Regions from separate parts of the Mus musculus genome. Here region 1 is linked to region 2. The links are chromatin loops, found by intact Hi-C in ENCODE. Cell type or tissue: left cerebral cortex. All regions are shown on one strand. Links, peaks and the distances in the headings refer to the core of each region. The heading gives the core; the rest is flanking DNA. Region 1 overlaps Usp48 (ubiquitin specific peptidase 48). Region 2 holds the start of Rap1gap (Rap1 GTPase-activating protein).

Evidence for each region. Hi-C counts contacts between places; a loop is a spot of excess contacts. Peaks named below come from ENCODE experiments on the same cell type or tissue, not always from the same donor. Only the 100,000 strongest peaks of a DNase experiment are listed, where the experiment ranks them.
Region 1: it touches region 2 in a loop (13-fold over the local background); 1 of 42 quality-filtered maps calls a loop at or near these places.

The regions. Positions count from the first base shown.
Region 1 is chr4:137,635,220-137,638,126 of GRCm38, reverse strand. It overlaps Usp48 (ubiquitin specific peptidase 48), which reads right to left. Exons shown (of 27, transcript NM_001355588.1): 20 at 237-367. Among named protein-coding and RNA genes, the nearest start is that of Usp48, 43 kb to the right of the region's middle. In left cerebral cortex, for the core only: CTCF peaks have their summits at 1,313 (motif pointing right) and 2,406 (motif pointing right); no DNase peak of the experiment used is centred there.
Region 2 is chr4:137,705,801-137,708,707 of GRCm38, reverse strand. Rap1gap (Rap1 GTPase-activating protein) reads right to left here and starts at 1,241. Exons shown (of 24, transcript NM_001379234.1): 1 at 1,048-1,241. The coding sequence starts at 1,122. Rap1gapos (RAP1 GTPase activating protein, opposite strand) reads left to right here and starts at 2,102. Exons shown (of 2, transcript NR_138594.1): 1 at 2,102-2,186. In left cerebral cortex, for the core only: no CTCF peak of the experiment used is centred there; a DNase peak (open chromatin) is centred at 1,341; H3K4me3 peaks cover 538 bases.

The sequences.
Region 1 (2,907 bases), core at 255-2,754, 71 kb after region 2:
CAATCGCTGCAGAAACCTGTATCAGCGACTACAGCACACTCAGTATAACATGTCAGGCTGCATGCAAATGCCAAGTGCAATGTGCTATCTCTGACTGAGAGTTCAGATGACGGCGACTCCCAGGTCTGCCAGAAGCATAATCTTTACCATTAGGGAGAAAAACAGAGCTGCGGGACCCTCCCCTCCCCCAAACACTCAACTGTTAATGAACGGAACCAAAGAGCATGACAACTTACTAGGTTCAGAAATATACTGTGTTTGAGAAGGATTCACGTCTCCCACTTCAATTCTTGTGATTTTAATTACTTTATCCACAACAAAGAGCTTTTGAATCATTTGCCATTCGCTGGGCCATATGAGAGCTATACTGTGCAAAAAAAAAACAACAAAAAACAAAAGACAAAAACAACAAACATCATGCCTTAAGACACGTGGAGATCAACAGAGCAAACACTCTACAGAAGAATCGAAATCAGCAGCACCTACTTAACTCGAGCATGGGAAAGACTCAACTAGGAAAGCAGAGCAGAAGGGAAGCTTTAGGGCGGGTCTGGGGGGGGGGTGATCAGCACATAGAGCCTGAGTGAAGAAAGTTGGCCAGAGGGATACGCACCCAGCAGTGCCACTAATAAAAACACAATAGATATACAATTAAAAAGTGCAACCCATTCAACTATGTACACCTTAATTCTGCCTTGGATTTTAAGCCAAGGACTCAACAAGTGGCTGAGGCTGACTAAGAACTTGTGACTCTCCTGCCTATGCTTCAGTGTGCATCTTTTAAATTGGAGACTTTATGGAACAGATGACTCAAATTCAGACAGAGAAGAGAGGAAAATGGGGATGAGAAGGAAGATAAGGACTCGTGGGCTTGAGTTGTACTTGACGACTGTACTGGAGCGACAGTCCTGTACCACCACGCATGCATGGGTCGTGTATCATCCCAGGTCCTGAAATATGCTACACAAGCTCTCTAGTGACTCAGTTCTATCACCAGCTCTTAGACATACTGCTCCTAAGTGTCACTAATATAGAGATAATAAAAACACCGAGGTCCTTTAAATAACCTAAAAACATTAAAATATAAAGAAACTACAGTCCATCTTCATCCCAGGGGATTTTGAATTCCTTATATTTACTTATTATGTGCTGCAGTGGGCCAGCCTCCTTCTCTTCTCTCTAAAGGTTGACAGCTGTAGAAAAAGACAACTATTAGGTGTGTGCAAAAGCAACTACAGTCTTTTTGTTTTGAAACTTTTTTTAAAAAAAGATTTATTTATTTTATGTGAGAACAATGTAGCTGTCTTCAGACATACCAGAAGAGGGCACTAGATCCCATTACAGATGGTTGTGAGCCACAAGTTTGCTGGGAATTGAACTTAGAACCTCTGGAAGAGCAGTCTGAACTGCTGAGCCATCTCTCCAGCCCATAATTACGACGTTTGCATTGCTGAAATTACCATATTAGGAGGAAACATTCCCAATTAATGTGGTAATCTCGTACAGCATTTGAATACATAAATCTTACTTTGTCTCTTGCTAATGACTTATTAGTTGTCAACTAATGTTTATTTTATACTTTGGAAATGATACTATACAAAAATCAAATTTGTGCAATTTCCTTTTTATGGGCTTATAAAGCAGCAAAGATAACGCACAGTAACCACAGCTTTTGCTCCAGGAACGCTAAGAATGCACAGTGCAGTGGAAATTCAAAAGGAGCTGAGAGCCCCAAAGATGCTGACAGGAGCAGAGGGTGAATGACTGAGAGCAGGGGGCTGCCATGAACACGGCACTGATGTTACTTTGTGGGTAACTCTGTGTGTGTGTGTGTGTGTGTGTGTGTGTTAGTTAAAGGACCTCATCTCCATCCCACTGTGAGGAACATGGACTGAGTGTGACATCTGCAACAACAAGCTCAGTGGCTGGCCCAAGAAACTCCAAAGCCAAGCCTGAGCCAAAAAAGCCTGGTCCCTGTTGCTGGTCTGATCCCCTGCAACTTCCGAATGACGCAAAACCCTTACCTGAGAAACACACTCGGCGACCCGACAGGATGCACCAAAGCTGCAACACCTCAGCCAGCATCAGTCTGGCTCGCTCCTCTATCTATGATAATGTCCAACCACACAGCTAACACGGTTCCAAAAGCTGAATGGTCAGGGCTGTGGAGCTCAGCCTCTTCCACTGCCTTCCACTGACTTTTTGCCAGCCAACTTCCCACCCCTTTAAGAATACTGACTTTTTGCCAGCCAACTTCCCACCCCTTTAAGAATACTGACTTTTATCACAGAAAAAATGCTTCCATTACCTGCAGGATACTGAAAATGCTTTCCAAGAATCTGCTAAATACTGGAGCACAGAGTTTTACAAATTTTTTTTTTATCATATGTAAGTACACTGTAGCTGTCTTCAGACACGCCAGAAGAGGGCGTCAGATCTCATTACAGATGGTTGTGAGCCACCATGTGGTTGCTGGGATTTGAACTCTGGACCTTCGGAAGAGCAGTCGGGTGCTCTTACCCACTGAGCCATCTCACCAGCCCCTGAGCACAGAGTTTTAAACTACAGAAATAAACTTACTCCTCATCTGCAAAAATGCTGTTTGTAATGGTTCCTATTTTGATTAATAAAGATATTTGAGCTTCTTTATGATTTAAAAATCAGTCTGAAGAAACTGCATGCAATTCCTTCTGCACAAACCTAATGCAACCAAGGACTACGCTGACTATGTGAGTGGTAATGATGCTAACCTAGCGACAGTCCGCTGGGCACCAGTAAAAGAAAATCCAGGCCGGGCAGTGGTGGCGCACGCCTTTAATCCCAGCATTTGGGAGCCGGAGGCAGGCGGATTTCTGAGTTCGAGGTCAGCCTGGTCTACAGAGTGAGTTCCAGGACAGCCAAGGCTAC
Region 2 (2,907 bases), core at 147-2,646:
GCCAGGTGCTCAGGGAAACAGATGCAGAGTCCCAGGCGTCACTGCCAGGATCAAAGCATGCGGTGCAACAAACCCAAGCCAGCATCCCATATTGTAGACAAGAGTTCCGAGCAAAGGAAGAGGAATCAGGCAACTGCCAGGGTTGTTAAACCCCATGGGATCCTGAGCATCACCACCCATCACCACATATGCACAGTATGAAGTCACAAAACCTAAGCCCTTGTGCATACACTCTGAAGCCTACCTACAAAACAAGATCCAACCTGTAAAGTCCACTTCAGTAGTACCCAGGAGCCCCTGAGCCATGGGCACCTGTGGCCACACCCAACACCTCTGAGATTAGAAGAGCAGATAGCAATGACAGTTTGGCAGATAGCATAGACACACACCTATTGTCCAGGAAGGACAAACACACCTGTCAACGTGACAATGTCACAACAGTGCCACCATCCTTTCAGGGTCAGCCAGATAGTCTCTGACCTAAAGAGACCCAGCAAAGGGCTGAGGAAAAGAGGAGGTCCTACTTAAGGTGACCAAACAGCCAGCCACAACGAAACACCACACATGGCTGCACCAGAATCACAACCACATAAACACTGACACATGGCACTGTCACCCAGAGTGTGCACACAGAGCATCAAGTAACACCCACAGTTACAGCCCCACAGGCAACAGCAGACGCCCTGACACATGGCAAAGGAAGGCTGGGAGTGGTGTGGCCAGAAGCCGGGCATCCCACCTGGGGAAGAGCCACCAGAGTCACCCTATGATATCGCTCCATCTGTGTGGAAAAGGCAGCAGGCAGTCCCAACAACAGTTAAACACACACCCAGTGTCACTGCAGCCCATGGCCACAGTGTCCCTACGTCTGACCCAGGGGCAGCTTTGGAAAACACTAGGGTGCTCCGTGTAGTTCGGGTGTCAGTCCAAAAACATACACACCCACCGTGACGGGGTTCAGGCACAGACTGCCAGACTCTGGGTAGTAAGGCTGACTGATGGCCCTGGGTCCCCAGTCGGCCAGGCCGCCCCTGCCAGGGTCCTCACCTGCCAGCCGGCCCCCGCCGGCAACGAGCCCCTCCGCGGACGGCCATGGGGCGCTGGGGGCCGCGGCTGCGCCATCCCGAGCCCCAGCCCCGGCGGCGCTGTAAGCCGGCCCGGCCCGGGGCCCCGTAGCCCGAGCTCTGCGCTCCTGTCCCGCCCGCCGCCGCTCTGCCTTCTCTGGGCTCACCCTGCTGCCGGGCCCGAGGGGGCGGGGCGCCAGGTGCGGGAGGCGCGGAGGAGGGGCGGGGCGGAAGGCCACCACGCCCACTCGCGGGGCGGCCGGGCAAGGGGCCCAGGACACTGCGCCTGCGCGCGGGAAGCCTCAGGCACTTCTGTGAGCAGCTGTGTCTTCCCAGACTGGAGACCCTGCCTCTGGGCTTCAAGGACAAGGTTCTTGGGACAGCTGTGCCCAGGGAATGCAGGAGTACTGGAGATGGTGCTTAAGCACTTTCTTTGCTGGACCCTTTGCGTGTCTCACCAGATCGCCATAACCAAGGAGGTACAAATGTCTTCACTAGAAAATCATATTCCAAGAGGTGCAATAGCTTTTTTTGCTAGAAAACCCCGGGATCCCTGGAAGAGTCTGAAGCTGCAGAGTCTCTGGCACCTCCATTGGCTCAGTTTACCATCTGTAAATTACAAGGCTTCTGAAACGACACCCCCCACCCCCAACTTGACCCTGAAGTCCTTGTGTCTTAGGCTGGTGCAGCCAGTCTGCAGCAGGGACAGACCCCAAGACAGATGCTGGAGAAGTCTGGATGCTCTAGGGGCAGGACTGTCCTCCAGCTAGGGGCGGGGGGCAGATCTCCTACAGCTTCCCAGAAGTGCTGTCTACTACCCTCTGTCCCCAGGGCCAGGGAGCTCCTGAAAGGAAGGCAGGCAGCACTTTCCCTGCCCTCCCAGACCTGGCCCAGGGTCAGGTTTAGACCTAGAGAGCCAGCGGGAACACCAGAGATGTGCATTCCAGACACCGAGTAGCTTTGGCTTTAATAATTAACAACAGCAAATATTGATTTATGCAACCACTTCCAGGCCTGCACACTTCCGGGTACCCAACACAATGCAGCCAGAAGAGCATCTTTTCCTACCGTGGCCCTGGGGGAGGCCAAAGCTGCTCAAATCACCGGCGATATGTAGGCCAGGTAGAGTGGATGCCGCCTGCGTATGTGTCTAGGTCCTTATCTGTGTACATGTGTGTCTCCAAGGCTAGTCGTGGCTCTACGTGACATACTGCATTGCTGTAGCATAGAAGTACCCGTGGGTAGGAAGGGGTGGGTAGGGACGCCTGGGGGGGTATTTACTTTCTATCTCCTTTATGTGTTCATGAGCAAGTCTGAATACACTATAGATATATGTACTTGTGTCTGTCTGTCTGTCTGAATGTGGTCTGGCTCCCAGGTTAGGTATAGGTAGGCCAAGTATGCACATGTATGCAGATTTTACAGTCCCTGAGTACTGCAGAGGGTAGCTCGGTGTCTATTTAAATGTGGCTCCCCAAAGAAAAGAAAATACAACCCCTGCACAGCTCTGGGGACACAGTAATACTGATTATTTCCAAAGCACTTCCAAAGGCGCTGCCCAGTGACGAGCTGGCAAGGTCAATAGAGAAGACACTCTCAGCCATGCAATGGTGACACACACCTTTAGTCCCAGAACTCAGGAGACAGAGGCAGGTAGATCTTTGTGAGTCCAAGGCCAGCCTGGTCTACAGAGTGTGTTCCAGGACAGCCAGCATTACACAAGGAAACCCTGTCTTGAAAAACTAAAGAAGAAGAAGAAAGAGAAGGAGGAGGAGGAGGAGGCAGAGGAGGGGAGGAGCAACAGTAGCAGCAGCAGCTGTCTACTCTATGTTAGAGGTGGGAC